Regions from separate parts of the Mus musculus genome. Here all the other regions are linked to region 1. A link is a loop called in an ENCODE intact Hi-C map of the cell type or tissue named here. Cell type or tissue: left cerebral cortex. All regions are shown on one strand.

Region 1 (8,000 bases):
GGCTATATACCTGCTTCTGTGAAAGGGCAGGTCTTTTGATTGGAACCCATCTATCCATCAACCCCCTACAAAGGGAGGGTTGTGTTACAGGAAGTAAAGGAAGAGAATCTGAACCAATGGAAATAGCAGACTGTCCAATACACAGAAAAAAAAACACTAAATTAAATATTGTTAATTTCTTTGTAATTAAACAAAAACCAATTTTACCTTGTCGACATTCTATTCATACAAAATATTTACTTTATAGTCTTTATGTTCCAAATTATAAAGAGACAATTATATTTCTAACCTTATATTTTAAAGTGTTTCCAGTAACTTAGCCTAGGCATTAGCTTTTCTTGTATTTTGTGTGACAACCGTAAAACTGAATGGCTTACACCAATTCACATTTAATACACTGTGAGATGCAATGCCTATACAAAAGCTATCAGAGTCCTACTCTGTCCATATGTCCATATGTCCATTCTGGAAGCCATACCAGTGAGAAATCCCATGGGAGGCATGGGTGCTCTTGTAGAGGTGGGAGAGTAATAGACCTTGACCAGAGCTTGAGGTTATTTTAAAAGGCTCTGTGCCATTGTGGCATACAGCTGTGTATCATTCTTGGTCCAGTGCCTGTCATACACGCAAGGTCAGAACTGAAGAGGTGGGAATAAGGCTTCTTCTACAGAACTTATGACACCCCTGCAGCAAGGCATAGATGTACAACTGCGAATGCAGAAGACAACTCAAAATACTCTACCTTACAAAGACATGCTGAATTTCTGCTTATTTATTTGGTTTGTATTTGTAAAGGAAACACGGGCAGTTAGTCGGGTGTTTCTGTTTGTCTTCAGGAGAGGCAGACATTGATTGTAGTCAGCCGCGTGTCAAATCTGTATTTTGTTTCACCGATTTCCCACTGTCTGCAGCCTTTGGTGAATACTGAACCTTTGCTCACCCTGTGATCTTCCCTAACGCACCACACGAGATAATTTTAGTAAAAGCATCCGGCATTCCTAAAGGTACTGCTGTGGCTGGAGACAGGAGGAGTAGTTAACTCTCCTCCAGTAAGCTACAACCATGACCTGGCACCTGATTTCCTGTTTCAGTCAAATGTGTATCCGTGAATTGGACATGCAGTAAGGTAAAATTACAGATGGGTGAATTCATAGGTCCCGCTCTCAAAGGAACCACAGTTGAGCAAATATTCTGTAAATTAATGGAAGATTCATCTAGTTGAATAGTAGCAGGAAAGAGCTCTGGAACCCCTGCATGGGAAGCAGATTGGGAAGAGACATCCTGAGATAGTGCTTAAAGTAACACAAAACATCACAGCAGGAGATGCATGTAGGCCCAGAAAGCTCCATGCAGCGCAAAGAAAACAGCAAGTTTGAACTCAAAATCACACTGACTAGGGCGTGGCCCTTTTCACACTACTACCAGGAAACAAGGACTCAGAGTAGAAGGAGGTGATGGGAAGGGTCTGGGGAAAGCAAGCAGGATGAGCATGCGCAGGGATGATGGGGCAAGGTCTGGGGAAGCAAGCGGGATGAGCATGCGCAGAGAGGATGGGTTTTCAAGCGTCAAGGTGTTGGTCATCTCTCTGGTCCTTCTCCTCTGAGCAGCTGGATGCCTTGGGGACTTCTGCCTTATTAGCCACTCTGGAGTTTCTAGGAGATCTTAAGTCTTCAAACTTTTATTTAGATGCCCTAGTGTATGAGACGGAGGGAATGCTTGGTCTACAGAACATGGTAGAAATCGAAAGAAGGCAAAGATACAATATAGGGTACTGTCTGTCAGCATGCAAAGGGAAACTGTTAAGGAAAGATCAGTTTGTGGGAAAGTGAATGTCAATATTTGTGCCTGTGGATGCTTGTGTCCTTGCAGGCACATGCATGCGCCTGCGGTTGGCAGGCGGTGTGTTCTGGACTACTCTCCATCTTACTTTTGAGACAGAGGTCTTGCTGAACTTGAAGTTCATCAGTTTGGTTAGGCTGGCTGACTAATGATCTCCAGGAGTCTGCCTATACCTCCCACATGCAGACACACATGTGAATTAATCCTGCAAAGCAAATGAAAACCAGGGTACCCATTTTTCCCTTTCCTTAAAAAGTCTGTCAATGCTACTTTATTGTTTGTGATTTTATTAGTGGTACATTATTGGTGACCTGATTATATAGAGGATTCGATAAAGATAACTTTATAAGAGATAAGCGGACAAGATGCTTGGGGAAGTGCCGCTTGGTGGGAACCAGTGCCATGAGTGTGTAGATCCAGGGTTGCCAAAAATGTCCTGTTGCACATAAAAGAATGTTCAACAGTAAAAACCAAACCAAACCAAAAACAACCAACCAACCAACCAACCAAACAAACAAACAGTCTCTGGAATCCAATCTACCAGCCGAATCACTACCCAGGTCCTTGAACTGGACTTGGAAGTGGGTGTACAGACCCACCTTTGTCCTGGGATGAAGTCTGAGTCTGCTACAGGCAGTCCTTACAGAGCACATATTGGCAGGTGAAGTGTGCCTTGTGAAAGCATCGAATACCCGCTGCTCAGAGCCACTGGGGAAAGAGTGGAATACCACATTGCAAAAGAAGATACATAAAATTAGAAAATAAATATACAGCACGGTAGGTGATGAACGATTCAAAGAAAATATTTAAGAGAGATGAGCGGACAAGATCACACAATCACGTTGGTTCAGTTTAAATGTACCTTACTGTACTTTTTTTAAAAAAAATATTCTTTCCATCACATCCGACTCCCATTGCCATTCCTCTTCTTGCCACGATAGGCGGAGTCTGAGCTGTGCCAAAATCCACATGTCTTCCTTAACTAACATACCTTATGCAGGTCTGCGCTTCGAAATAATGCCAGGTTGCTAATAAAGAAAGGCCTTGTGGTGTTTGACTAGTTTTGAGAACATTATTATGAATTTGTAGGGTAGAGAGATGGATTGATGAGTACACAGAGAGAGATGGAAACTGCTAACATGGCTGACCAGTGCATGTATCTTGTAGTCAGTAGGCAGAGCCGACTAGAAGCGAAGGTGTTCCAGCTGTCCTGAGTGAACACACTAAGATGGAGCTTGGCCTCTCATTGGCCTTCTCCAATAGAAACTCAGGAGCCCTTGGAGAAATGCTTGATCCTAAGGCACTGGAAGGCAAATACTTATCAGATTCAAGGATCCTAAACATCAAGGATGTGCTCAAAGGCTGCCGGCTGGTCAAAGGAATGTTAAAACAGTGTAAAGGTGGAATGGGGGCAGTGATACTCACATTAGACTTTAATTCACATAATAAAATTCATGGATGTTGCTATAAATCTAGGATTTAATAAGTAAATGGAAGAGAATGGGCCATGTGTCACAGAGGAATTCCAACTGTAGAAGAAAATAAGGGATATAGAGAAATCACCATCACCCAAGCCTGTAGTCACAGCAAATGAAGGTAAGGAGCCTTCTTGATGCTAACATCTGTGAACAGCTGTTTGGAGAGAGGATGACACATATGTTAACCAGGCCCCCTTCCCATCACCTACAGGGACTTTCCATTGAAAATACCAATTGTCATTTTAAACCAAATGACAACTCAGTGACAGACTCACTGGTAATCTGACACATGGACGACATCACTGACTGATATTGTACCCAAGAAGGACGAAGCAGGAGTTCTGGAGCATTCTTCCCTAAAGAAAGCATGTCCACAATCTAATGTGAGTCTGTAGCCATCTTAAATGGTGGAGCATCTGTAAAGTAATTGAGCAGTTACTTGCAGAAGTGTCAAAAGGAGGAAAGAAAGGAGGAAAAAATAAAGGAAGTGAGGCTGGTGAGTCACCCTTGGCACAAAAAGGCACTTGCCACTAAGCCTGATGGATTACCAGAGTTCAAAGGGTGGAAAGAAAAAATCTGCAGGAATGAAAAAAAAAAAAAGGGCGTTAGTAGAAAACCTGGAATAACCTTAAGAGCTATAGCTGGATATGGTAACTTACATTTGATGATTTGGGAAACTGACTGGGTGAGGAATTCCCATTGGGAGTGGGGGGCGTGTTGGGGAGGGACATAAAGGAATAAACCTAACAGTCCTCCTTGAGTGGAGCCAACGGGATGACCTGACCTTTCAGCTCATAGAATTGCCAGTCTCTTTACTTTCCTATAAAGGGAGCTGTTTGTATGACACTCCTAGTACCGCAAAGTCTGGTAGATGGAGAAACACAGCTTCCCTCTGAACCTTTCCCACGACTCGAGCGAATGTAGTTTCCAAGACACCGTGTTCAGTACAGGATGTTGATCTGAGAGTCAGAAGACCTAGTTTCTCCCAGGGCTTCTCCCTTAGCAGCGAGGCGCTGAGTGGCACAAGTGCTCCCAGCAGGTCTCTGAAGCTTCCGTTTCCGTGGATTTGAAACCTCTCGTTTTCTTAAATTCGAAAACAGCTTTTCTCTGTAGAGTCACTGGAGTTTTCTGACGCGGTGTGTCAGAGGCAGTTAACGTGCAACTGCCTTCTGTTTAAGTAAGGCAATCAATTACCAGGGTTATTTCTAGTTTCCCCATACAGCACAGCCATCAGTTCTGGCCACTGAATTTACCTGCTGGCTAAAGTAGAATTGTGCTGCCCCCGTGTGGCTAATAGTGGGTACTGAAGGGCCTGGCCACAGATGTAAGAGATCCAAGAGCATTATAGAATTCAGAGTTGGAAGGCACCCCAGAGTTCATGTAAATCACCCCCTTCCTTAGTAAGGAACTGATCCTCATAGGCTTGTGGTGAGTCCCTGTGCTACTTGATGATTGACGTAAACCGGATGCGAGACCAGGGTCAGTGTGGTTCAAGTTAATTTGTCAGACATGAGGGGAAGCGGAAGGGGATATGGGAGGAGGGGTTGGGGGAGGGGCTTAAGGGGGTGAGGGGTACAGGGGGTTGGGAGAATTTTTGGATCAGGTCTACGTAGACTTGAATTTTATTATAAACACACACACACACACACACACACACACACAATGAAATAACTAGACGTTGTAAACAGAAGCTGCCCCTTGTACAAGGGTTCAAAACAGAACTGCTGTTTTAACCTGGGGAGAGTGGTCACCACAGCTGTGTGCACAGCAACTTCCATGCTGCATTTTGAGATCATTTCTTTTACATTAAACAGCTTATGACTGCTTAATGCCTATCACACCGCAGATTTTAGAAACTGCTGGTAAATGAAGACCCAGCGTTTGGACAACTGAGTCTGATCGCAGCTCCTGTCCATTCTGTGAGTGTGAGCTTATGTGTGAACAATCCAGACAGCCCAGGCTTCCTCCTGGTCCTCATTCCCTCACCTTCACCAGAGAATACCTTCCTCGTGAGAGTCTCGTAAAAGTTAATTCTTGTAAATTGTTGTAAGAAGACGAAGTTAAAACTGTCGGTCGATTATACAGTTCACCGGGTGTGCATGTTTCTACAGTCCTGAAGTGAGTTAAGTAAAACAAGCCACTGAGAGTATGGAAAGCCCTTGTAGAGCAACCACCTATCCTTGCCGGCCAACAAAGATCTTTTGATAAGGGTACATAGTAAATATGTTTGGCCTTAGGTTATAGAAAAGTTTGTGGCTTAAGGTCTTCTAAAAGTAGCCACTGAATGGGTGGGGTCACATGGATAACTGTCTCAGGTTGTGTGTATATGTTTAAACATTTGTTTAGAGGATCCTGAACAACATTTTCCATTGTGTGATGGGTAGAGGCACTAACAGGACTCACTGTATAGCTGTCCAGATTCTCTAAGTATACAACAGGGAAAAAGATCAATGGGATAGGATTGACCTAGGTGGTCTGTGTGTGGAAAACTATAGATCTCTCTGATAAATTTCTAGACTTCTCTCTCCTTTGTCAAGACACGCGAAGTCTGCGTGTTTCCCTAGCTACAAAAACTGCAGCTACATCGAAGCAATCCTCAGGGAAGCCCATTAGAATCCGGTTCCCAGGTAGCTAGGGGAACACAGTAAATACCAGGCACCAACTGTCTAGCAGCTAGCACAAGCCAGTGTCATAAAGCGCCTGTCCGTGTCAGCAGTGCGCACACAGTGAGAGGGACCTTAGTGATACGGAGAACATGTTTCCAAGACCAACCTCTCAGGAGGGAGCAGCCTCAGGCCTCCTGATTTCCTCATACAGTGCTCCTAATTAAAACAGCCTAATAGAGACTGTTTTTCTGATAGACTCCAAGTGCAGAATAAGTCTTGGGCATTTTATAATCATGTTGACCTGGGACTTCATATGTTCATATGGTACATGGCTAATTTTTTAGCTCTGCATCTTCATGTATCCAGAAGATGTGTTTGCCCATTCTAGGATTCTTATTGGTATATTTGTATTTTTTTATTTGGCCTGTTTCAAAATTTAACATTTTGGAAAGACATTTGTTTGCTATTTTGGTTGGGATGAGCACTTTTTTTTCCCCCGGCGCGGGGGTCGGGGGGTGGGGTGGGAGGGGAAGTTAAGCTTCCAGTGGAGCCTAAGAAAAACAAATAGAGCATTCTCAGGAATGCTTTGTCATCCATAGTTTCCATTACTTCTAAGAAAGTGTCAGTGTGAACAGTCTTCCATAACCTTTAGCTCAGAGCCACCTTGTTTGCCCCAAGCAACTAGGAATCAACAGCAAAACTTTTGACCTGTGTGGTGGCTCCTTTCCCAATTGATCATATGACGTGAGTTTCTCATTCTCCAGATCAAACACAACCATCCGTCTTTCCAGTGAGTGGAGACAAGGTTTGCTTCCTCATCATGAAAACTGTCTGCTGGCCCCACCCCACAGACCTCTTAGAGCTAAGATAGCCCAGCTGGCTCTTTTCATTTGGCGCAGTAGCATAAGTGTGAATGTTTGTCTGCTCAAACATGCCTCTTAAGTCACGACAGTGGTGTGGGCTCTCTGGAGGACCTCTTATTTAAATTATTTAAGATGTAATGGTAAATTCTATGTGCAATCAATGCATATCATTATGTGAGGTTTTGTGAGTTCTTTCTGTTTCTCTACTTTGGAAGCTATTTCTTCCGAAACCCCAAACCAGTGGGTTTAGACTTAATGTCATCTCGGTGAACTGAAGCTCTAGGGCTCTCTCATAGCAGCACCCCTTGTTTGTAAAGTCTCGCTCAAGATCCCTGCCCAGGGCAGTTCACACAGTCACTGGCTTATTGACACTATGCATTCTTGTTAACGTCAATATTTGTTACTAAATGCAGTTCTCCCATTATGTTTCTATTATTAAAGCTGATATTTTTATTATGAGTTAATTTCATGCATACATGAACTTTGGGTTCTCTCTTCCTCTTTTGTTTTATTTTGTCTTCTCTTCTTCTTGTTCTTTTGCTGAGAATGAAACCCAAGGCCACCATCTGTCCCTGAGCTGTGTTCCAAAAACTAATGAGTTTTTGTTCAGTACAATATCACACTTCTTAAACAATAAGGTTTTGAGAGTCGCCTCCCCTCACTGAAACACATTCCACTTGAGGTGAGATAGTTGAAAAGTGAATTCAGTTGCAGTGTCAGTTGTGTGGTGTCCAGGGTTGAGAGTTGGGGGCTTCTTAGGAAAGAGAGGTTAGTTATATAGTACCTTACGATTGCAAGACACAGATTAGTGATTTCCATAAACAAAACACATTCCAGTCAGACTAACATTTCATAGGAATTTTCCCTCCCCTCCCCTCCCCTCCCCTCCCCTCCCCTCCCCTCCCCTTCCCTTCCCTTCCCTTCCCTTCCCTTCCCTCCCCTTCTTCCCTTCCCCTCCCTCCCTCCCTCCTTTCCTTCCTTCTTTCTTTTTATTATAGGACATTTAACAGTTTAGATATGTTGACACAGCTGATTATTTTTATATCATACATTTGTCATTACTGATTTGCTAAGTGTGCTTCTGAAGGATTCTCTTTAACTCAGTTGTGCAGTTTTAGACGTGCAAAGATGCACAAGGGACATGCCTGTGGCGTGACATCTCTGCAACTTTTCAGCCTCCTTGCCAATGCAATTAAGCTGCTTTGATATCTGAA
Region 2 (8,000 bases), 270 kb before region 1:
AGTTGCTATGGAGATTCAAATCTGGTCAGTGCCTTGAAGAAATGATTGTGGAGTTCTCAGCCCTAACTTGACATCTGACTCACATCTTCCCTGGCAAAGCTGAGGGACTGTCCCAGAAGAGGCTATGGAAAGAACAAGAGAGCCAGAGTTTGTAGAGGGTTGCTGTAAGTTAAGTCATTGGATATTATAGAGCTATCCCGCTTAGGAACCTGTAGCAGATATAGGTACTTGAATAAGATCTGTATAAAATAAAGCCAGTCAACAGTTCTTAACAGAAGAAGTTAAATGTGTTTTCTTTGTTTGCTTCTGTACTTAGTCCATGAATTTACTAGAGGATCATCCGCCTTCCTCTGAATTACATGAGTACCTTTGAAAACTATCACACACATATGCACACACACACACACACACACACACACAAACACACACAGTCTCATACACTGTCACTCACACAAAGTCACTCACACAGTCACACAGACACACAGTCACGCAGATAAACAGACAACCTGCTGCCACAGACACATATGTAGACACATACACTTTAATGTGCCACTAAGTCCAGTTAGTGTTTTCAGTATATATATGGATGTAGCACCATCCACTAAAGCAAGGGTGACCTGGCAGGGACCACAACCTAAGAAATGACTCTCCCTGATCTAAAACTCTTCTACTGCTAATAGCTGCTCATCTAGAATTGAGAGTTCATGAGCCACTCCTCATAAAAACCCCGTTTCAAATATTGACAAGACAAAGCAAAACAAAACATACATCTTGAATTCTGGACATATAACTCCATCCTCAAATGTCATTGGCTGGTCTAGGTTTTCTTTCTTTTTCATATGTTTTAGAATTATCAATAATCATATAGATAAAAAAAGCTTACTTGAAGTGACATATCAACTGTCATGATATATAAAGCTCCTTTGAATTGGTTGGAATTTTGGATGTTAGGTCTTTAGATGAATTTGGAACAAACATTTAATAATCTGTGAAAGACTGTAGACATTAGGTGCTGATTCTACTTCCCAGACCCGCGTTCCCAGAAATAAGATTAATACCCAAATATATTTACAAATACCTTGGCTCTTCTCTGACTAGAGGTAACTTAAAATATCCCATTTCTTTTAACCTACATCCCGCCACATGGGTGATTACCCGTGCTCAGGTACCACCCATCCGTCTACTGACATCTTCCTGGGCAAATATCCCAGTGCCTGGCTCTATCCCAGAATCCTTTCTGCCTCCTGGATGTCCCACCATCTATTTCCTGTCTAAGTCATAAGCCATATAGGCTTTTTAATTGACAGGAGATGCATCCTTACAATACACAAGAAATTCTCTCTACAAAAGACATACAATTAAATATTGTATTTTACAATATGGTGACATGGTATTGCTCTTCATTTGCAAGACCTTACCTTTCTGGCAGCTGGGTTTGTAGTTTTAAGTTTGGGAGGAAAGTGCTTAGATTCTGTCAACTTGACGTATGCTAGAGTCAGCTGGGAAAAGAATAATCTCAATTTTGGATTTGCTTCCATCAGATGGACCTTTGGGAATATGTGTGGTGGGCATTTTCTTAATTTCTAGATTATGTAAAAGGACACACTCTTCTATGAGCAGTGCTATTTTAATCACGTGTAATTGAGTTATGTAAGAAAAGTATTTGAGTGAACCGGAGGAAGCAAGGCGGTATGCAGGACTCTCCACGGCCTCTCCTGTAGCTCCTGCCTCCAGGTTCCTGTCTTGACTTCACTTGGTGATGGCTATTGCCTGTAAACTGAATAAATGCTTCCTTCTCTAAGTTAACTTTGGTAGTGTTTTATCACAATAACAGAGAATGAACTAATATAGAACAGTTGCACAAATTTTGTTACAGTTATTTCTATATATCAGAATTTTGCAATACCATAAATAATATTTTAAATTTAATTGTTAAATTGTGATTTCAGTTCTTAGTTAGACTTATTTTACGCTGGGTCTGGTGACACACACCTTTAATTCCAGCACTCAGGAGGCAGTGGCAGATGGATGGCTGTAAGTTCAAGGCCAGCCTTGTCTACAGAACAAGTTCCAGGCAGGCCAATACTACATAGTAAAACTGTCTTAAAACAAGAACACTAAGATTTATCACTTTGAACACCTTAAAATACAATTAGCTTTGGGATACTATTTTCTAGTCTTTTCTTGGCTGCATCTACTTTTAGTTCACTGTTTTCTTTTTCTGTATATGCCTTTGTTGTGGGTTTTAAAGTTTCCTATGTGAAATCTTTTTTATCTAAAAATGTGTATGTAGCTATTTTGAATTCACATAGGACTGTTTGTTATAGTTTCATCTGTCTTGTGGTCAGCTGGGTGGTACTTTTTACTAAACATTTTGATTCTTGTTTTGTATTTAAGCTGTAGGCCAAACTGTTGGTCTTGAAATGTGATAACCAACTTTTTATTGTCAACTTGATTGATTAAGAGAAACCCAGGGCATTGATTAGGCACAGCTTTGGTTGTGAGGCTTTTCCAGGGAAGATGAACTTCAGAGCGGGGGCCCACCCTAAATACATAGACCCATTCTGTGAGCTGTGGTTCCAGGCTGGATAAGAATGTAATAGGGAGAAGCTAGAGAACTCACACTCCCCTTTCCTATCTTAGAGATGTGAGCCAACAGTGCCACACCCCACTGCCACAGCCACTAGCTGCATCTTCTGCCTTGCTGTGCCTTATTTTCAGATGGCCCGAGCTCCCCAGCTACGACATACAACAAACTCTTCCTCCTTAAAAATCACTTTTCATCAGTTATAGGATCACAGCAGTTAGAAGACTAATTAACACGTAAGCATCGAGTTTCCTTTCCCAGACATGACAAGTGTTCGTATGAAAGAGGAGTGTGAGGGCTTCAGGGGTGAACAATGTTTCTTATTGCAAATGCCCCCCTTTATATCACACCAGTTTGTCTGTTATACACGGCACTCTTTGGGGTAGGGAGTACATTAATACGACTTCTAAATTTGTGGCTTTCTTATTTGAGTAAAGCAAAACATAATCTTAGATTTGACCTATGATTTAAGAACATTCTTTCCATATATACAGGCTCTTCAGTGAAAGCCACCTACACTAATTCAAAATTTAGAAGACATCAAACATGGGAGTGAGTTCTTTTTTTTTTTTCTTAATTTTGGAATGTTAACATTACAAACCTGCTTCTCTGAGCCATTATTGGGAATCTCTGGCATGAAACGACTACTTCATATACATTCCTTGGCTTCTGTTTTTCTGTAATGCTTATTGGAACATATTTATTTAAATCATATCGTTCCAATGATATTCAAGGCCTGTGCAACAGTGGGCCCATCCATTACAGAATTTTAGAAGAGTTTACAGGCCTTATCTGGTGGAGAATTTATTGGAAGGAGACTAGCAAAGTTAAGCCTTTGTAATTTCATCATGACGTTCAGGGATGAAAGGAAAAGCCCACGCCTTAAAAAGACAAAAGACCAATTTATATTTTATATTTTTTAGAATTGAATTTCTTCTGGGATCAAGCATTTAAAGAGATTATTTTAAAATGTTCATGATGAACCAGAGGGGAAATATCCAGAGGGAGAGAGACCCACATCAACTCTTCCAGTACCAACTATTCCAGCACTCTGCAGAGTCTCAGCTGCAAGAGGTTAGCACCATATGCTGGGAGTGTTTAGCCTGGAGGCTTAACCTACTGTTGTATCCATTGCAGACACCTGCTTTCAAGCTTCATCTTTTGTTCTCATAGACCCAGACACTTGCCAGGTTGAAGTTCACTACACTACCACAGCGCAAAACCGGTTGGTGTTCCCCAAGAGCCTCTAGGGGGCAGCAGAGTAGCAGTCGAACTCTATTACAGATTCTGAAAGTGGGTTTTTGTTTTTGTTTTTGTTTTTGTGTTTTTTTTGTTGTTTGTTTTGTTTTGTTTTTTGTGGGGGAGGGGTCCTCGGAAAAGCCAACCTAGATAGAAATCAGAAGACCGAGTGGAAAGTGTCAAGATCAAGAAAAGTATAGAAATGTAAACCTTGTGTTCCGGAGACTGAATTGTAGCTTTGCTAGGAAGACCAAGTTTTGTGACAGATAACAGAAAGGAACACTTACTGTTCTCCCTCCCCCTCCCCTCTCCCTCTCCTTCTCCCTCTCATCTTTTCTTCTTTCTTTTTGCTTTTTGTCTTGTTTTGCTTTTGAGACAGGATCTCTCTGTGTAGCTCTGGCTATTCTGGAACTCACTCTGTAGTTCAAGTTGGCCTTGAACTCAGAGATTTGGCTGTTTCTGCCTCCCAAGTGCTGGGTTAAAAACATGCATATATTCCCTGATAGGAACACTTACTTTTTGTCGAATATTTTCTTTCTACCTGATGTAGAAAGGGGGCAGACACTTGGGGGCATCTAATGAGGAGTTATTTGCTCAATATGCAAATTAAGACATAGGAGAAATTATGTACAATGCATTTGCTCAATGCAGAAGGTGCTGTAGGAATTCAGAAGGCAGGAGGGTGGGAGATGGCTGTGAGGTCAGCTTCAGCTTTGAGCGACTTTGTTATCTGGTTTAGAGATGGAGCTGTCAAAGGAAGAAAGGGAGAGGCTCCAGTACACACTGCACTTCAGCAGGAGGGATGTGTTCACTTGAGCTGTTAGACGTTAGGAGAACACAGAGTAAACGCCTGCATTTCTCCTCTTATGAACATCTCTATTGGTATAGTCAGAGGATAAAGGGCTGAGCTCCCCTGAGCCCTTCATCAGCATCAGGGCTTTGGGTGGCGGTGCTGGGGAGTTCTTCCCCTCCTTCCTTCCCTCCCTTCCTCTCTACCTTCCTCCCCCTCTCTCTTTCTCCCTTTTTCTAATGATGGTCACCTGCTATCTATCTATCTATCTATCTATCTATCTATCTATCTATCTATCTATCTATCTATGTCTATCACTTATCTATCATCTACCTCTCTCTTTATCTTATTTTTGAGGCAGGGTCTGTTTTACTGAACCCAGAGATCACCTACTTTCTGGCCTGTAAAGAACTCCCCATCTCTGCCTCGTAGCCCTGAGATTACAGGGTTCACATCATTCTCACTGCTTCCCCCTTCCAATTTCTCTCATGCCCCTGTTCATGGTCTCTCCTTTAATTATTATTATTTCATGCATATATTTATACACACACACAGACACATACATACATATTATAGAGAGAGACATACATATAGCCTACTGAGTCCATTTGCCATTGCTCACATGTATTAAATGCCCAGGCCTGGTCACTTGGGATTAGAAAACTAGTATAACAGCTTGCCCCTGGCAGAAATGGGTTCTTCCTCTCTCAGCAGCCAATGAAGAAACACTTATAATTCTTCATTTAGAGGTGAAACCCCATGGAATTTTCTGGGTTTGTTATCATGTTAACTGCTGTTGTAATTAGGCTGGTCTTGTTTAGGCAGCCATTCTGGTGAGCATACAAGGGGTGTTGCCCTTTTCATGTCTTGTAGACACTACCCAACAGCAGACATCCTTGGTTTCTAGTTCTTTCAATCTTTCCAACATCTACATATATTTTCACAGTTTTGCTTGAGTCTTGGATGTAGGTGTTCCATTTCAGATGTATAAATTGGGTTGGGCATTTATTGCCTCATTTTGACCAGCTATGGATCCCTGTAATTGTGTTATTGCAAATAAATAAATAAATAAATAAATAAATAAATAAATAAATAAAGCTTAGGACTTTAAATTTACTTTCAACTGTTTCAAATGTCTAGATGATGTCTTAGTTAGGGTTTTAATTGCTGTGAAAAGACACCATGACCAAGGCAACTCTTATCAGGGCAACATTTAAATGGGGTTGGCTTACAGGTTTAGAGGTTCAGACCATTATCATCAAGGTGGTAGCATGGCAGCATCCAGACAAGCAGGTGCATGAGAAGCTGAGAGATTTACATCTTTATCATCAGGCTGCTAGGAGAATACTGGTTTCTAGGCAGCTAGCACGAGGGCCTTAAAACCCATGCCCACAGTAACACACATACTCCAACCTTCTAATAGTGCTACTCCCTGGGGTGAGCATATACAAACCATCACAAATGGTTATAGAGAAACAATGATCTTAAAACTTTGCTATTTGCTTTTGTCAATTGTTTCTCATCTGTGGCAGCCCTCAAGGTGTGAACAGAAAAGTGGTAAATGGGAAAAGGGAGACGCTGGTACATGGGCTCAATGTTAAGTTTAAACAAGAGACGACTTTTAGTGTTAAATCCAAAGAGACAGTAGTTATATTTAATAATGTATTATGTATCTAAAAGTTAGAAAAACGCTTTAAATGTTCTTACCAAAAGAAATGAAAGAGATGGATTATACTTAATTTAGACAAGTGTACTGTGACAGCTACATTTTGTCAGCTTGACACAAGCTAGAGTCACCTGGGAAGAAGGAACCTCGATTGAGACATTGTCTTCATGAGGTTGGCCTGTGGCATGACTTATGGGGGCATTTTCTTGATTAATGATTGATGTATCAGGGCTCAGTCCACTATGGGTTGGATAAGAAAGCAAGCTGAGCAAGTTATGAAAAGCACAATGGCAGTGTTTTCCATGGGTTTTGCTTCAGCTCTTGCCTCTAGGTTCTTATCTTGGCTTCTCTCCATAATGGACTATCCCTTGTAACTCAGATATTCTACCCCAAACTAATTTCTCAATTTAAAGTAAAGTAAATTTTGGCCAGTTCGTTCGCTCTTTCTTTCTTTCTTTCTTTCTTTCTTTCTTTCTTTCTTTCTTTCTTTCTTTCTTCCTTTCTTTCTTCCTATCCGTGTGTGTGTGTGTGTGTGTGTGTGTATGTATGTATGTATGTATGAATGTATTTATGTATCACAGCAACAGAAAGCAAACTTGAAATTTACCAGGAATGTGGTATATTGCTGTGATGGACATAATATTTTCTTTGAGGGTGGAATAGGGAGAATTTTGGAAACATTTGGAACTTTGGACTAAAAGTGTTCAGAGCTTATAGAGCTGTTGTGGAAACTTAGATGATGATAATTCTGAGAGAAATGCAGAAAATAGAGTCTTATCTCATGAAATTTCAGAGGGAGGCAAAGACTGTCAGGGTTGTTTATATGATACTTTAAATTGAGAAGTTGTGGTTCCTGGTCAGACAATGGTTGGTGAGTCAGATGTTAACAAGAGACTAGTACCACTGAAGTGAAGTCTCTGCTTTACTGGAACAACTGATGATGGTTAACCTGGGTCTTTACCAGTGTGATAAAGTGACCTACATTATTGTGAAATCTGAGAAGGATGTCCTTGTGATCAGCATACAAAATCAATGGTATAGAGCAGGGTAAAGGTTGCATCCCAAGGTAGCTACCAAATGGGGTAATGTGTAAGAGTCTCCAACATAAGAGTGAGTTTGAAAGCATGAGTATTCACGGAGAGCAGTTGAGGCTTGGCATTTGTGAGGGCATATAAAAAAGTCAAGGCTTGCCACCATGTCGCAGAATTGAAATCCCCATAGAAAGGCCATGAGGCTGCTGGTGAATGTGCAGCCTTCTTTTCGATGGAGGCCGCAGGTCATTTATTTGCATCACTCTGAGGAGTTATGAGCCTCTGCAGTAACCATTGCCCACTGGACAAACAGCATCACAAATCTATGGGTACAAAACCCCATAGTTAAGATGCAGTTTGGTAACATAACCTACTCGTTAAGACACCAGTAGGTTCCCCCAAGGGCCTATGACCTCCCTAGCTAGGAGATTTTGACCAGGCATGAAGACCTTCGAAGCAGGCCCCAAATCCAATCAGAAAGGAGTTGCTTATCCCCACAACAGCCATGTCATTATTGCATGAGTAGGCACTCCTGCCCGACAGGTCAGTATTATACCATGCAGGGACCAACCCTGTTTTACCACTGTGAATGGGAAAGCTAGTCAGAAGAGGGGAAATTTCTCAATCAGCTTGAAATTTATTTCTCCCTATCTTGGAGTCAAAGTGTGTGCTCATGTGTGTGTATGC
Region 3 (8,000 bases), 92 kb before region 1:
GAAGCCAATTAGCGGAGTTGGGGAGTGCTTCCTGCTCAGTGGTACCTTTCCTCTTGTTAGTTAGCTTTTTTTTTTCCAAAATGTTATGGTTTGCAAGTCTCTGAGGGTTTTGTATCTTCTGCAAACCGCACACCCTGCTTATGCAAACAGTTTGCTACAATCCAGTAACAATCTTCTTACTTTGTGACAATAAATGCCTATAACAACTATAGCCTTTTTATGTGTTTTGAACAAAATAGTTGTATGGCTAAACTTTGAAAAGAAACTACTAAAATGTGAAGTCCTTAATCAGGTTCATATAGAACCCCAGGGGTCTCTAGAACACACACACACACTCACACACACACACACACACTCACACACACATACTCACACACACACACACACTCACACACACACACTCACACACACATACTCACACACACACTCACACACACACATACTAACTCACACACACACACACTCACACACACACACACACTCCACACACACTCACACTCACATACATACACACACACTCACACACACTCACACACACACTCACACACACACACACACTCACACACATTGCTAGTCTCAGTATTTGGTTACTAAGGTTACTGAAATCACATCTTAAGAAGTATTTAAATCAATTCTGATGCTATCAAGGTAAAATGATAATACACTTTCATTCTTGTAATCTCTGGGGGTGTGTATGAATCTGTATAAAGAAAAGACAAAACAAAACCCTTTGTGATTCCAGAAGCTGTTAACACAGTGGAAAGGAACCTGGGTCAGAAGACCTAGGTATGGGAGTTGTCTCCATCTCCTGGCTATGGAACCTTGAGTTTGTCCTCAGAATCTTAGTATCTTCATGAACAAAGTGAAGATGAAAATCTTGTATTCTGGGACATGAAATGGATTTAAAAAGTTGCCATACGAAAGTTAACACTAAAAATTCTAAAACACGAGAAAGTTGATATTATTGTAAAAAACTGTAATTTTTGTCTGTAGCAATATCACTGATATTGTTATTATTGTTGTTATTATATAATACAAATTCTTTTTTGCTTTCGTTCATATTATTTTAAAACAGTGCTGTAAAATCCATGAAAACATAGATGCCCAATAAGAATCTGTAATAATCACTGATACAATGAGAGAAATACTCTTATTAGATATTTTATTATTGTCATATAAAAATGGTCTTTAACATTTTAGTATTAAAATATTTCTCCTTCTTTACCTTTAAAAGGCATCTTTAATTGATTTTGAACATAAAGTGACACTATTGCCAGGGTATAAAAGTACAGTATAAATGTGGCATTTAGAGGTACCTGTCAACACTGCTGATCTGATTATGTAATATTGAAACATGTCTGTACTCTTTTGGTTCAAGGCCCTCCTCCTCCTCTATGGAGTCTGACCTCCACAGTCTGGAAATTGAGTTAACTATTAGAATAGGTGGGTACCACAGGTGGTGTCTTTAATAACAAGGGCATCCATTGATTGGTGGGTGGGTACCATGGCAGAAATGATGGGTAATCCTTCTAAACCCCATCCTTGTCTAAGTAGTTTTCATTGAAGGTGTGTGGTTACATGATTATCAGAAAGTAGTGTTGTGTCCATCAACGGAAGTGCCAGACAAAAGGGTTTGAGCAGTGCCTTCTCTTCGAATACCTTGTAAATGTTAAGCCAAAAGACTTGGTGCAGTCCCAAAGCTGACTTAGAACTGTAGCGTTTATATATAGTGCTCTGAGGATACCCTGGGAGGTCAGCGACTCTAGAAAGCATAAGACATGTTCTCTTGCATTTATGACTCTTTCTGAAATAATAAGGTGTGAGATCTATAGGGACACAGGAGGGAGATTTGTGTACATAGGAACCACACTAACAAGAAATACCATTGTCAGTGTTTTATCAGAAAGACTTTTTTTATTAAATCTTTCAGGAACAAGACTTGTATTATTTAAAAAAAAAAAAAAAGCAGAAATGGGTTCAATACAGCCTTTAGGCAGATACAAGTACACAGCTTTATCAGAACCTAAAACATCTCAATGCTCTCACCTCAACTTGCACATACATTAAAATTACTCATTATTTACCTACGAAGCTTCAGTGTAATACTTAGGTAAGGATGGAACTCAGAATAGTGACCATTAGTTCTGTAGTGGCATCAGTCAAATCATCAGTTGGATCGACTAGAATGGAATCCTCCTTTCTGGCTCTCTGCTTCTTATATGGTTCAGATGAAATTATGTAGGAACAGAAGAGAGACAATCAAGCTCTTTTTGGTGACAGTAACATCAATATTATGAGTACCATTCCCAGGAAAATTAATATTAAGAATAAAGATAATGAACACCTGCTAATCACTTAATTGGTGATATGCTGAGTGGATAAGGATTGATTACGTATTAGGTACTGATCCAAGACCCTTATTTTCATATAAACTTCATAACAACCATTGAGATTGATGATATTATTCCAAATATTTAGATGAAGAAGACGCAATTCAGACACATGAATTTTTCTAAATTTGTGTGCCATTCTTAGGTGATGTTACATGCTATTTGGCTGTTTATTGCCCGAATATCTGTCTCATTAGACAGTGCTCTACCTCTCCATGCAGTTGCCTCATTATCAGGCTCTGTCTCTTTTCAGTAACCCTGTGATGCCTTTACACACATGTGCTTGATAAAATTGTGTGTACAAATTAACAAACCTTTCCTCACTTTCCAATAACACATCACTTTGTTTTAACAACGTAGCTCAGTACAATATTGTTTTCACATTTTGTTTCTGCCAGGGCTCTCTTTGCTTGCTAGATCTCCATTAAGTCAATGTAAATACACTTAACTAAGTATAATAGTCATGTCGGTTCATTAATGATGCTGAATCTTTGACATGACTTTATTCCTGTGATTTGATGAATCTCCTTTCTACCACAAGCTTATATAATTGACTATTGGCTTCAGGCTCCCACCACAGTATTTTTTGTTATTGCTGTTTTGTTGCTGCTGCTGCTTCTGGTGATTAACAGAGGGTTGGGGGCAGCGGACTTGAGGAAACAGAAGCCAGATGGGCAGCAAACAGGGATTATGAAGGTCAACAACAAGTTCAGGGGTCCCCTGTGGTCCTCTACAGGCTCAATCTCCTTGGGTCAAACTGATACAGAAACAAGAATAGCTGCCTGTGTCTGCAAGTCGTAACCAGTCAGGAGCCTAGAGTCCCTTGAGGATATTTAAATGGGAGCCAGAAAATTGCCACCAGGTGGTGCCAAACCACAGCACAGTTGGATTTAATTGTATATGCCAAGACTTGAAAGTGCCCCTTCTCACCCCCACAGCTGGAAAAGGGCTAAAACGGGTGAATCTGTTGCCTAGTGCAGACAATCTGGAGATCAGGTCCAGGAATTTAGGTTTTTTTATCTTCTGCTTTCCAAGCTTTTTATGAGGTCTAAAGTCAAGTCAGCGAAGTTAGCCCAAGCAGGCAGGAAACACAGGGCCCGGCACGTAGGAGACATTCTACAAATATTTATAACTGACCTGAAAAAGAACTAAGTTGACCCACAGTTTGCTCCTTACATCTTGACTCAGCTTCAGCTGTTAGCACTCTGGCTTTATTGAAAGCAGAGTGGCTTCTTCTCACTCATTCTGTCCAACAGAATAAGCCTAATTCCTGGGGGGAACTGACCTGTAAATAGCTGCAGGGCAGTCTTTTACCAATCCCCTCGCTGCAACAGTGCACATAACTAAGCACGGTTGTGAATCATTGACGCTAATATGCCCTATGCAGAGCTACCTGGAGACCAGAAAGGCATCATTTGTAGAGGAACGGAATTTGGATGACAGCTTTGCAAGTGTGCATCAAGGAAGGAAGGGCACCAGTGAGGGGTTGCCCAAGAGAGGCTTCCGAAGAGTTGGCTCAGCTAAGTAGAGGCTGCAAAGAAAGGAAAGACTCTTAGAAGTGAATAAGGCTCAAGGAACAGACAGCGAGGAGAGCCTGGTACAACCACGAAGGATACAGGGAATGAGGATCAGATTTTTTTCAACCAATTTTAGTGAAATGGACCAGGCTAGATGATCTTACAGTTAGAGTATGAAATTCCCCCTTTAAGTAAGTACATGTGTTTGAACACTTAGTCCTTGGTGCTCCCTCTCCCTCAACACTTTGAACTTTGTTGTGGAACTTTGAGGAGTTGGGACTTTGAATGGGAACTGGAGGGTCTTGTGGGCTGGTTATGGTTGACCCTTGATTCCAGCTTGAACTCTGCTTCCTGCCCCCCACCCCCATGTTACTTACCAGCTTCCTATGCCTGTCAACATGGGTGGCGATGGTCCCATAGCCATGCTTCCTCCACTTGGGTAGAAAAGAGCCCCAAAACTATGAGCCTAAGTGTTTTCCTATAGTGAGAATTGAACCCAGTACCATATGGACACAAGGCAAGAAGTCTACTATGAAACTCTACCTCCCGCCTCCCTTGCATCATTTCCAGCTTAGTGATAAGAAAAGAGGTAGCACAGAGACTCCCTAGATGTAAGAGATGTGGCTGGCATGTTGGTACGTAACTGAAGACAGCTGAGTCTCTTATGTAAAACAGTTTTCGAAGAATCTGGGACAACAGCTAAGCAATGTATAAGGCCAGTGGGTCTCAACCTTCCTAATGCTGCAACCCTTGCACACCTTGTTGTGGTGAGCTCCAATCATAAAAGTATTTCATGGCTACTTCATAACTGTAAGTTTGCTACCGTTATGGATGATAATGTGAATATCTGTGTTTCATGATGGTCTTGGGTGGCTCCCATGAAAGGGTTGTTCAACCTATCCCCCCAAAAGGGGTAACGATGCACAGGTTGATAGCCATGCAGTAGATGAAACAGCACCTCAAGCTTTGAGTCCACACTTAGATTCTGTTGCTGTGAACAGAAAATCTCTGTTTGAGGCAAGGCCCCGGTGTGTCTCTAGGCTTCCCAGGACCTCTGTTTCCAACAAAAGTCCTAATGTATAGTCTGTGTAAACATTCCTATGAGTATATATTTACATATACAAAATGGGAACAGAAATGAGAGTGTTTGTGTAGAAAGCAGGATGGTTTCATGTGAGGTCGAAGAGAAGTGAGAATAATCATGTTGCTGTATTGACTAGTTGTATGTCAACTTGACACAAGTCATGTAATCTGGGCAGAAGGAACCAAAAGGTAGGATTTGCCTCCCTCTGAGTGGCCTGTTAGCAAGTCCGTGGGGCACTTTATTTATGATCAATATGGGAGAGTCCCAAACACTGTGAGCAGTGCCACCCCTTGACTATATAAGTAAATGAAACCCTGGCAAGTTGAGTAAGTCCAGGAGAGGAAGGCAGGAAGCTACATTCCTTTGTGGCCTCTGCTTCAGGTCATGACTCCTGGTTCCTGCCTTCACTTCCCTCTATGACGGACTGTGATCTAGGTATGTTAAGGGGAAAAAAAAATTAAAAAAAAAAAAAAAGTACCTTTTCTCCTCGAGTTGCTTTGGGCCAGAGTTTGTATCAGAGCCACAGGAAGGAAGCTAGAACACACACACAAGTCCGAGAAATCCTTAGGAGGTGCCCACTGACTTGAAGGGCTCACTTCCTGGCAACTTCGCCATTTCTGATACTTCCGGTGAAGAGGATCACGGGAAGTGTAAGGGTGAGTGGGGTGTGAGGCAAAGCGAGTCCTAGATACCACAAATAGCTTCTCATGGGCTTCTGAGCATCTGAGTTGTTCAAGCCCATGACGCCATGCTTGAGCAGTCTCATCTCCCTCTGTGCCCCTAAAGAGGATTATGAGCTCAGAGATTTTTTTTTCTTTTAAATTAGCAGAACCCTATTTTACAGAGAAGCTCTGCTGGCTTTGGATGTGGTCAGACCCAAGTTCCCCTAGGATTTAAATTACCGAGGAAAAGGATAAAAGGATGATCCCGGAGCACAGATTTTTCAATGCCTACAAAACAGGCTACCTTGAGATTCAAGATGAGAGTGGACCTTTGGAGATGGGAATCCGGCAAAGGATGCTTGGGTGCAGGAGAATAGGAGATGACTCCTGATGGCGAGGCCGTGTGCTGCTGCTGTGTAGTGGTTGGTAAGAGGAGGTCAGGGTATCTGAAGGCTACAGGATCTGTTGGTTTGCTTTAATTTTTTTTTCTTTCCTTGATTCATCTCACAAAGAGTAAAATTTGAAAATTTCAAAAGTAGGTCTTTTTCTTTTCTGCCGTTTTATGTTATACCCAAGTTTGATTTTTTTTCCACACTGTTCTTCCCGCTTATGAAAGGCTAAAAAAAAAAAAAAAGTCACTGAAGCAAATCAAAGACACTCTCACTCACTGCCAAAATTATCTCCTCAAAACCAATGGCTTAGAAAAGGAAAACCATAGTGTAGAGGTAGAAACAGAGGCCGGAGAGCTGCTTTATCTGGTAAGAGCACTGGCTGCTCTTCCAGAGAACCAAACTTTTATTTCTAGCATTTGCCTGGTTGCTAATAACATTCTGTAACTCCAGTTCCAGGGGATATAATGCTTTTTCCTGACCTCCGTGGGCACTGCATGCATGTGGTGCTCAGACATATATTTCAGCAAAATACCCATAGACATAAAATAAAAGTAAGCATACATTTTAAAAATATCTAGAAACATAAATTATTATCAATAGCAATATTACAGAACTGTGAGTGTTTGCTGCCTGATAGCTTGTATGCCTTCAGCATTCCCATATTCCGCTAGATCCTATTGAGAACAAGCAAAGCAAGATGAAAGTGAGATTCAGCAGAGACTAGACACAGGGGAAATTTAAGCGTAGGTTATTTGAGGCAGGATATAATCAGTTAACAAGTGAAGTATCGAATATGGAAAATGAAAATTTGGAAGTGCGAGAAACGAACAAGAGCTTACCTGGTAAGGAAGCAACCCTAGAGACTAATTGAGACATGTGGGAAAGGGGCTGGCTTCAGAGTCACTGGGGAATGGATCAAATAACATTCAAGTCAGGCCACCTATGCTGAGAGGAGAGGCAGGGAGCAACAGAGTGAAGAAACTGCAGAGTCAGGAGTGAAAAGTGCTGTACATGTTTGTGCTGAGGTTGGGGGATGAGAAAGTGGCCAATGGGCTCTACTGAGAAATATGGCAGAGCTCAGAGCTCAGCAGTCAAGGGGAGAGTTGATCACCTTCCTTAGTTTTTTATGGATTCTCACTAAGTGTCAGACCTCTGTTGTCTTCCAAGGATGGAGGAAGGCTTTCTTTTCCTCATACCATCTGGGGAAACACTTCCTTTTCCATCTTGCCACTGGCCATAACAACTGGGCATCTCCATTATTTACTAGCTCCAGACCTTTAGGACTGAAAACTAACTGGACCCCATAGCACCCAGTTAAAGGAAGGCTTCGTATTGTCAGAGGTCAGCCAGTGGCTGGTGAAATGTGTATCATCCTAGGGAAAAGTAGACAAGGAATAGCAATAGATGAAGCTTGATAGAGATACAAACCCCCAAAAGAGAATGCTCTCCCACTTATTGGCCAGTGACTACCACTTTTATTTATGGTTTGTGCTTTGGAAAGAGATTTTTAAATTATCTACTTCAATAGTCTATGGAAGGTCTGCTAAATATCTAAAAATAGCTTTATAGAGATTCTAAATATATAGCCACACTTATTTTTAAAGGCTGAGAGCTCTGTATGAGTCTGTCATAATTTGAGAAATTCTGAAATAAAATGGAAAAAACTAATAGAAAGGTGAATTGTGTTGAATTCAATAGTTGTTATGTCTAATTGGCAATAGTCAAGAGTTTGGATTCTATTTCACTAAACTAGCATTTGATTTTCTCATAACTCCTGAATGAATACAGAATTGTAGAAATATTCTCAATGAGCACAACATTGATCCAGCAGGATATTTGAATTCCCCATGAGAAGAAGGCATCATAGTTTTGGCATTTTCAAATCTGTTCACATTTCTTTTTAGCTAATTCGACATAATGATATTTTAGAGGTAAATGTGCTCATTACATTGATG

The links. A loop is a pair of places that touch in the nucleus more often than their neighbours do. Peaks named below come from ENCODE experiments on the same cell type or tissue, not always from the same donor. Only the 100,000 strongest peaks of a DNase experiment are listed, where the experiment ranks them.
Region 2: a loop joins it to region 1, with 6 times the contacts of the local background. A loop is called at or near these places in 7 of 42 quality-filtered maps.
Region 3: a loop joins it to region 1, with 6 times the contacts of the local background. A loop is called at or near these places in 3 of 42 quality-filtered maps.

Annotation. Positions count from the first base shown.
Region 1 is chr16:28,514,622-28,522,621 of GRCm38, reverse strand. It overlaps a transcript of Fgf12 not described here. Among named protein-coding and RNA genes, the nearest start is that of Fgf12, 73 kb to the right of the region's middle. In left cerebral cortex, a CTCF peak has its summit at 4,610 (motif pointing left); a DNase peak (open chromatin) is centred at 4,589; H3K4me3 peaks cover 515 bases; H3K27ac peaks cover 583 bases.
Region 2 is chr16:28,789,104-28,797,103 of GRCm38, reverse strand. It overlaps the pseudogene Gm20018. Among named protein-coding and RNA genes, the nearest start is that of Mb21d2, 140 kb to the left of the region's middle. In left cerebral cortex, a CTCF peak has its summit at 3,829 (motif pointing right); a DNase peak (open chromatin) is centred at 3,824.
Region 3 is chr16:28,606,355-28,614,354 of GRCm38, reverse strand. It overlaps Gm46548 (a long non-coding RNA gene), which reads left to right. Exons shown (of 2, transcript XR_001781891.2): 2 at 1-5,298. It also overlaps a transcript of Fgf12 not described here. Among named protein-coding and RNA genes, the nearest start is that of Mir690, 10 kb to the right of the region's middle. In left cerebral cortex, a CTCF peak has its summit at 3,246 (motif pointing right); DNase peaks (open chromatin) are centred at 3,250 and 5,645; H3K27ac peaks cover 211 bases.